2 separate regions of the Homo sapiens genome follow, and region 1 is linked to region 2. Evidence: read pairs that join two places in POLR2A ChIA-PET (ENCODE). Cell type or tissue: B cell. All regions are shown on one strand. Each heading gives the region's core, and the rest is flanking DNA. Links, peaks and the distances in the headings are about the cores only.

The links. Peaks named below come from ENCODE experiments on the same cell type or tissue, not always from the same donor. Only the 100,000 strongest peaks of a DNase experiment are listed, where the experiment ranks them.
Region 1: POLR2A ChIA-PET joins it to region 2 with 8 read pairs; 6 of 35 experiments call an interaction of 5 or more read pairs at or near these places.

What each region holds. Positions count from the first base shown.
Region 1 is chr15:92,913,157-92,917,594 of GRCh38, forward strand. All of the region lies in intron 2 of CHD2 (chromodomain helicase DNA binding protein 2), which reads left to right. Among named protein-coding and RNA genes, the nearest start is that of MIR3175, 11 kb to the left of the region's middle. RefSeq lists an enhancer at 4,143-4,438. In B cell, for the core only: no CTCF peak of the experiment used is centred there; a DNase peak (open chromatin) is centred at 1,885; H3K4me3 peaks cover 2,243 bases; H3K27ac peaks cover 4,000 bases.
Region 2 is chr15:92,986,768-92,991,205 of GRCh38, forward strand. All of the region lies in intron 26 of CHD2 (chromodomain helicase DNA binding protein 2), which reads left to right. Among named protein-coding and RNA genes, the nearest start is that of MIR3175, 85 kb to the left of the region's middle. In B cell, for the core only: no CTCF peak of the experiment used is centred there; no DNase peak of the experiment used is centred there; H3K27ac peaks cover 423 bases.

The sequences.
Region 1 (4,438 bases), core at 100-4,099, 74 kb before region 2:
TGAACAGCAACCTCAGTTGATTCTTGTACTGAGGCAAGTTTGGGAATAAGGTCAGTGTGGGACGGGGTTTCGATCTTTTCTGTTCTGTTCTGCTGCTTTTTAGCTGTAGAATCTTGGGCAGGAGTGTCTGAGCCTGTTTCTTCATCTTTTAAAATAGAGTAAGGGTAGTACTTGTCTCTTAGGGAAGGAAGTTCAAATTAAATAAAATGATACTTCTAGGCAGTGGTCTTTAACTAGTGGCAGGTTTGTCCCCTTCCATTACCCTGGACATTTTTGCTTGTCACTCTGGGGGTGGGGGTGTTACTGGCCTCTAGTGGGTAGAGGCCAGAGATGCTCCCCAACATCCAAGAGTGTGTATGAGACAGCTCCCCACAATAACAAATTATCCAGCCTCAGGCATCTATAATGCCACCACTAGGCTGGGCACGGCGGTTCACGCCTGTAATCCCAGCACTTTGGGAGGCTGAGGTGGGATCCCTTGAGCTAGGAGTTCGAGACCAGCTTGGGCAATTTAGGGAGATGCCATTTCTACAAAAAATGTAAAAATTAGCCGGGTGTGGCAGTATGCACCTATAGTCCCAGCTATTTGGAAGGCTGAGGTGGGAGGATTGCTTGAGTCCAAGAGCTTGCGGCTGCAGTGAGCTGTGATCACATTACGTGCACTCCATCCTGGGCAACTGAGCAAGACCCTATCCAAAAAAAACAAAAACCCTATGATTGAGAAACCGTGCTTGCCTTGGTAAATGTTGGTTGTTAGTAATAAAGTTGAGTCCCTTTGCGGTTTCTTCTCTGGCCTGATCCAGGGACCCCTCTTACTCCCATGACGTTATGGGCATACGTTTCACATTTATTATTGGGATTGGTAATCAGATCTTTTAATCTCCTTTGAACTTTGGGAGTTGCTGAAAGCACCATATATTTTATAAAAGTCTAAAGTTTATAACCTAAACAATAGCTAACTAAAGACAAGACTCACAGGGCTGAAAGGAACTCTTGGTCAAATTGGTCCATCTGTCCTTAGGGCTTTAATGGGTGTAAATACATTGCCCGAGGTGGTTAAGTATTCTTTTGTTAATGAATTCTGGGGAGAACTCCCCTTGTAACTGCTTTTCACAGCTTGGTTATTTACAAAGACTTTTGATTTTACCTGAATAGAAAGCTTCTTTTGTCTTTTGTGTATTAGCACATTGCCAGATCCTGATTAGGTAGGTATTTGTGAAGTGCCTTAACTAATTTGTACCTTAACCAGGCTTCTTGCTAGAATACATGTTTCTCTAATGTATGCCTGGGTGCTAATAGTTTGGTGCTATGGAAACTACTTATATTTGGTTATTGGGGAGCAGAAGTAGTATGCATGATGAGGCTAAGGTGATGCCTGCCTGGCTTCAGCTGTGAATTTTAGAAATACACTGATTAAAGGTAAATTTTTTTTTCTGTCCTTACTGCTGGATTTCTTAATCTGGGAGGTACTTGATGGAATTTAGCCTTTTTATCCCTTGAAATTATAAGCAGCATTTTGTGTGCACTTTTTCTTATACATGTACCTTTTTCTGCTGTCAAAAGACAACATTTCAACACATTGAGTATAAAGATCTAATTGGATTTTATTATTGATTAACAAATTAGGTAGCACCCCATCTATAAAAAAATAGGTGCCCATTGGGCATGGTGGAACAATCGGTTTTTATAAGGTTGAGCAGGAACAGGAAAACAACATAGTACAAAAATGTGGGTTAACATCAGGTTACTTGAGGTTATTTTCCTTATAAGGGTTAAAGCAGAGGGAACTTCCTTATGCCAGCTCACACTGTCTGTCTGGGGATTTGGGTATCTTCTTTCCTGAAGGTAAGGTAAACAATTTAGAAGTTTAACATGAGTGACTCTATTTTGGTTTGGTCTGTTAGGGTCTAGGAGCTCGGTCCAAATTAGTGGCCTTCCATAGATTCTGTTTAACACTGGAAGGAGGGTCCGTAGTGTTGCGTGTGTTAGGGTGACTGCTGAGAGCACTGCTGAATCCTGGGGAGGGGCCTGCACCTTAGAACTGATCAGTTCTACAGTGTTAGAAACAGACCTCTTTTGTCAGAAATTAAGAATTCAGAAAAGTTCAAAGGATATAATTAAAGTTTTTTTTTTTTTGAGACAGAGTCTCGCTCTGTTGCCCAGGCTGGAGTGCAGTGGTGCGATCTCAGCTCACTGCAAGCTCCGCCTCCCGGGTTCACGCCATTCTGCTGCCTCAGCCTCCCGAGTAGCTGGGACTACAGGCATGTGTCACCATGCCCGGCTAACTTTTTGTATTTTTAGTAGAGACAGTGTTTCACCGTGTTAGCCAGGATGGTCTCCATCTGACCTTGTGATCTGCCTGCCTCGGCCTCCCAAAGTGCTGGGATTACAGGCGTGAGCCACCACGCCCGGCCTAATAAAGTTTTAAAATAAAAAAGTTAGACATAGCTAGGGTCACTTTTATGATTTTGGCATATAAAGAGTTGGCACTTATAAAATGTACATGGTTATGTAAATATGTTTTGTGTTTTAAAAATTTAATAGTTTTGAAATTTTCTTTTTGATATTGTGAAAGGAAAATAAATCTCGGTATCTCCAAATTACTAAGCCAAAGGGAAAAGTCAAGCTGGGAACTGTGTCAGGCAAACCTGCCTCCCATTTTTTTCCTAAATAAGATAGCTAGAAAAATAAAAATGCTACATACCTCCCTAACAATTTGCCCACAGGGAAATTCCTTGTGGACAAAGAACTCAAAGCCATCCCCTCTGTTCACCTAAGACAAATGCGTATCTGATTGCTTCCTCTGCCCTGTTGTTTTGCTAAGCCAGACTGAGGCATAAATGACTATGCCTCTACTCTCTTCTCACATGGAACTTGTGTATTCAGTGAAAGGCTAATCAAGAGACTTAAAAGAATGCAACTGTTTGTCTATTATCTACCTATGACCTGGAAGCCCCCTCCCCTGCTTCCAGTTGTCCGGCCTTTCCAGGCCAAACCAGTGTGCATCTTACACATATTGATGTCTCATGTCTCCCTAAAATGTGTGAAAACCAAGCTGTGCCCCATCACCCTGGGCACATACCATCAGGACCTCCTGAGGATGTGTCACGGGCACGTCCTTAACCTTGGCAAAATAAACTTTCTAAATTGATTGAGCTCTGTTTCAGATACTTTTGGGCTCACAGTATTTACAGACATAATTCAGCCCTAATCTAGCTGCTGCATTTAGTTGCATAGTGTGAATATTTCACATTTTACTTTTACATTTTCATAAATGGGTATATGGATTATTTAGGTTTTGTTATGAACAGAGCTCTGAATATTTATTTGCCTCGTCCTATACAAGTTTGATAATTTGTCTACGTTACATGCCCACAAATTGAATTACAGGATTCATACACTTTTTTATTTTTTTGAGTTGGAGTCTCACCCTGTTGCTCAGGCTGGAGTGCAATGGTGCAACCTCAGTTCACTGCAACCTCCAACTCCCACGTTCAAGCGATTCTCCTACCTTGGCCTCCCGAGTAACTGGGACTACAGGCGCGTGCCACCACGCCCAGCTAATTTTTGTATTTTTAGTAGAGACGGGGTTTCACCATGTGGTCCAGGATTGTCTCAGTCTCCTGACCTCCTAATCTGACCACCTCGGCCTCCCAAATTGCTGGGATTACAGGCATGAGCTACTGCTCCTGGCTGATTCGTATACATTTTAAGGGTTACTGGCTATTCTTACAATTATTTAATACTAAGAGACTTTAATTTCTGCAAAGCAGATGAGTGCAAAATAACCAGTTATAATGTTTCCCAAGTTAACAGAGGTTTAGTTATTTTTAAAAATGAGTTTATTGGCCATTTCAGTTTCTTCTCCGTAATTGCGTATCCATTTTCTTTGTGCAGTTTTTGGTTGGATTTTTGATAGGTAATTCTTCATATGTTGTGTATCTATATACTTTGTTATGTGTACATTGAAATTTTGTTTCCCAGTCCGTCTGGGAAACAAGTTACTTGTCTTTTAACCTTGTTTATAGTAATAACTTATTCTGAAGAAGCACAGGACTTGAACCAAAGGTGGAGAGTTTAAAGAACTACATCCAGTATTCTTTACCAATAAGAAATGTGTGGCCAGGCGCAGTGGCTCATGCCTGTAATCCTAGCACTTTGGGAGGCCAAGGCGGGCAGATTACCTGAGGTCCGGAGTTCAAGACCAGCCTGGCCGACATGGTGAAACCCTGTCTCTACTAAAAATACAAAACAATTAGCCAGGTGCAGTGGGGCATGCCTGTAATTCCAGCTACTCTGGAGACTGAGGCAGGAGAATCGCATGAACCCTGGAGGCGGAGGTTACGGTGAGCCGAGATCACGCCACTGCACTCCAGCCTGGGCTACAGAGCGCGACTTGGTCTCAAAAAACAAACAAGCAAAAAGAAAAAAAAGGTGT
Region 2 (4,438 bases), core at 259-4,258:
GGCTGGAGTATGATCCTATCTCACTGTAACCTCACACTCCTGGGCTCAAGTGATCCTCCTGCCTGAGTGCCTTTTTCACTCAGCCTCCCAGGTAGCCAGGTCTACAGGCATGTGCCACCATGTCTGGCTAATTAAAAATTTTTTTTTTTGGTAGAGACAAGGTTTCATTATGTTGCCCAGGCTGGTCTCAGACTCCTGGCCTCAAGTATCCTCCTGCTTCAGCCTCCCAAAGTGTTGGGATTATAGGCCTGAGCCACCGTGCGCAGCCTAGTTGTTCTACCCATTATTGAAAATGGGATGTTGACATCTCTGTTACTCTTATATGATCCATTTGTTCTTCAATTGTTAGTTTTTGCTTCATGTGTTTTTGGACTCTTATTAATTGTATATATTTTTTATAATCGATAGGTCTTGATTGGCCTTTTTATTGTAACATGTATTTCTGTCTGTAGTAACAATTTTTGTTTTAATTCCTATTTTCAGTTTGATATTAGTATAGCCACTCCAGCTTTCTTTTTGGGTATTTGAAATTTTAAAAAATGGTATTTGGCCAGGCATGGTGGTTCACGCCTGTAATCCCAGCACTTTGGGAGGCCAAGGCAGGCAGATCGCTGGAGCCTAGGAGTTTGAGACCAGCATGGTCTCAACATGGCGAAACCCTCTCTCTACTAAAAATACAAAAAATTAGCCAGGTGTGGTGGTACACACCTGCAGTCCCAGGTACTTGGGAGGCTGAGGCTGAGGCACGAGAATTGCTTGAACCCAGGAGGCCAAGGTTTGCAGTGAGCCGAGATGGCACCACTAAACTCCAGCCTGGGTGACAGAGCAAAACTCTCTAAAAGAAGAAGGAAAAAAAAAAAAAGATGGTATCTTAAAATTTTTTAAAAATATTTTTTCTGCCAATCTCTTTTTTTTGATTGCAGTATTTAATCTATTTACATTTAATGCAGTTATTATAAAGTAGGAATTATGTCTGCATTTTGCTATTTGTCTTCTATATGTCATGTTTTTTTTGTTTATTTCCCCATTACTACTTTCCTTTGTGTTAAATATATAATATACCATTTTAATTACCTTAAAAAAAAAACTTTTTTTTTCACTTATTTTCTTAGTGGTTGCCCTAGAAATTACAAGTAACATCTTAGAACAATTTACTTTGAATTAACATCAATTTAATTTCAATGGCATTATAAAAACTTTGCCCCAGTTATAGCTCACCATCCCCATTTGTGCTGTTGTCGCACATTACATCTTTACACATTTTAAACCCATCAATGCAGTTTTATAATTCATACTTTATATAGTTAGTTGTCTCTTTTTTTTTTTTCTTTTGAGACGGAGTTTTGCTCTTCTCACCAAGGCTGGGGTACAGTGGTGCAATCTCGGCCCACTGCAACCTCCACTTCCCAGGTTCAAGTGACTGTCCTGCCTTAGCCTCCCAAGTAGCTGAGATTACTGGCTCCTGCCACCACGCTGGCTAATTATTTTTGTATTTTTAGTAGAGATGGGATTTCACCATGTTGGCCAGGCTGGTCTTGAACTTCTGACCTCAGGTGATCGGTGTGCCTCGGCCTCCCAAAGGGCTGGGATTAGAAGCGTGAGCCACCCACACCCAGCCTAGTTAGTTGTCTTTTAAAATCAGATAGAAGGAAAAGAGTTACAAAAATGCATGTATACTGTTTTTATATTTACTTACTCTATTATTCCATGGGTGCTCTTATTTCTTCATGTGATTTGAGTTACTATTTTATGTCCTTTCATGTCTGCCCAAAGGACTCTCTTTTAGCATTTTATTTTGAGGCAGGTCTGCTAACAATGGATTCTCTATTTTGGCTTAGCTCGCACTGTTAATTTCATCTTCATTTTTGAAGGAAAGTCTTAATTTCTTTTTTTCTGTTTCTCACGTGGGATAATCTCAATTGGCCTATCTTCAGATTTGGCAGTTCTCTCTTCTTCAGGCTAATATCTGCTGCTGAGCCTCACCAGTGATTTTTTTTTTCATTTCCGTTATTGTAGTTTTCAACTCTAGAATTTCTATTTCACTCTTTAAAAAATGTCCGTTTTTAAACAGCATTTCTGTTTCTATTGATATCATTTTCGACCTTTCTTTTTAATTCTCTAGGCAGACTTTTTTTAACTCTTGTAAATATTTATAATAGCTGATTAGCATCCTTGTCTTATAAGCCTACATGCTAGACTTCCTTAGGGATGGTTTCTATTACCTGCTTTTTTTCCTATGTATACTTCATACTTCATACTTTTTTTTTTTTTTTTTTTTTTTGAGATGGAGTTTTGCTCCTATCACCCAGGCTGGAGTGCAATGGCGCGATTTTGGCTCACTGCAACCTCCGCCTCCTGGGTTCAAGTGATTCTCCTGCCTCAGCCTCCCGAGTAGCTGGGATTACAGGTGCCCACCACAATGCCCAGCTAATTTTTATATTTTTAGTAGAGACAGGGTTTCACCATGTTGGCCAGGCTGGTCTCGAACGCCTGACCTCAGGTGATCCACCCGCCTCGGCCTCCCAAAGTGCTCGGATTACAGGCGTGAGCCACCATGCCCAGCTTACTTTTTGGTTTTCTATATGTCCCGTAATTTTTCCCGTGAAAAACTGGACATTTTAAATCATATGGCAACTCTGGAAATCAGATCTCCCCTCCCAGCCATGTGTTGTGTTTGCCGCTGCTGTTGTATTTGCTTGTTTAGTGACTTTCCTGTACTAGTTATCTGAAGTCTGTATTCTTTGTCATGTTATGTGATCCTTGTCATGCTATGTGTAGTCTCTACTCCTTTAGCTTAGTGGTCAGCTAATGATTGAACAGAGATTTCCTTAAATGCTTTGAGCCTGTAAGTCTACCAGCCTTTGTTGAAGGGCTGGGTATGTGTTGTTGGGGCACGTTTCAATGCTCTGGAAGGCAATTGACAACTCTGCCTTAACTTTCAGTTCCTGCTTGCACAGTTGCTCAAGGTCTTTCTCAGGCTCAGACAAATGACAGTGACTCTGACAGTGAGTCCAAGAGGCAGGCCCAGAGATCCTCTGCTTCTGAGAGTGAGACAGAAGAGTCTGATGATGACAAGAAGCCAAAGCGCAGAGGGTGTCCCAGGAGCGTGCGGAAGGACCCTTTGAGATCTTTCCTCTGCATGGACACAGACCTGCACATGTCAGAGCTTTTCAGAGTATCTATCCTATGAACATCTTTCCTCCCAGTTTTTCTTTTTGTCTTTGTTCAACCTTTTGTTATTTCCAGTTGGTAATGTTGCCTCAGGCCGTCATGGTGTTAAATCTTTGCATCTAATTGTTTTTGACCAATGAATTTTGGACAGGGCTATTCACACAGTGAGTTCTGGGTCAGTCCAATAAAGACAAGCCTGAGAATGGAGCTTCTTAGGGTGCTGTTAGCCAGGTCCAGTCATTCTGGGGGAATAGGGCTTTTGGAGAACTCTCAACCTCTTCTTTACCCTCCAGTGGCTGCTGTGCTGCTGGTTACACAGCTATTGTAGTTGCAGAAGTGTTAGTTTTGAAGGCTGTCATGCAGCTGGGGTTAAGGGGTGGGAATAGTGCAAGTTAAAAAATGCCTTGAAGCTTGCTGAGCCATTTTCTTGAATAAATTTCTTAGATGGCTGCACGCATTTGGTTAATTTCCAGAGTTGTGACAATACTGATTGTGACCGTTTATGCCAGCATTCCTATTGCTTTTATGGGGGAGCAGATTTTCACAGACCCTTAGTCTGTCATTTCGGAAGTGTTGTTATTTAGACATAAAATATTTCAGTGTCTGTCAAGAAGGAGAAATGCAGTTAAGGAGTAATCCTCAGGTTTTGTTCATATATAATACTTTCCTAACCTTTGTATCTGCGCTGTTCCTTTAATGTTGTTTTTAGCTATTGTCATATTCAGTCCCATTTTATTCTGTAGCCATGTCTTCTCATTTCCATTTTTCCCTTAGCATCTGTCCTTACATGGTTATATAACCCAATTATCATAGTAATTTGGCATATTACATGATGCCCTTAATGTGTCATGAAGTCCTGGTTTTTAGTGGAAAGTACTGGTGACCAGCCTGTAGGAATGGGGATGATGGCATGAGTTGGTATGTAGCATAGTTTAGGGTAGAGACTTGCAGGAAGATAGATTGGATTTTTGGGAGGAGAGGTCAGTAGAGTTTCCAAAATTGTTTGCCTAAGAAGTTTTAAATCATATTTTACTGTGCCTTATTCCAAAAACTATTTGAGACAGTCAAAAAAATCTTAACAGCTGAAAAATCATTGGTTTTCTAATAACGAAAAATATGGTATTGAAGGTAACAGTGGTGAACTGAATACGCTGATGAAACGATATAAGGGTTTGTCACAATAGAGTCGTGATGATTGAATCCTTTATGACACAGTGAAGTCTATAAACTTGTATCTTCTAAAAAGGATATTAGAGCTAAGTCACAG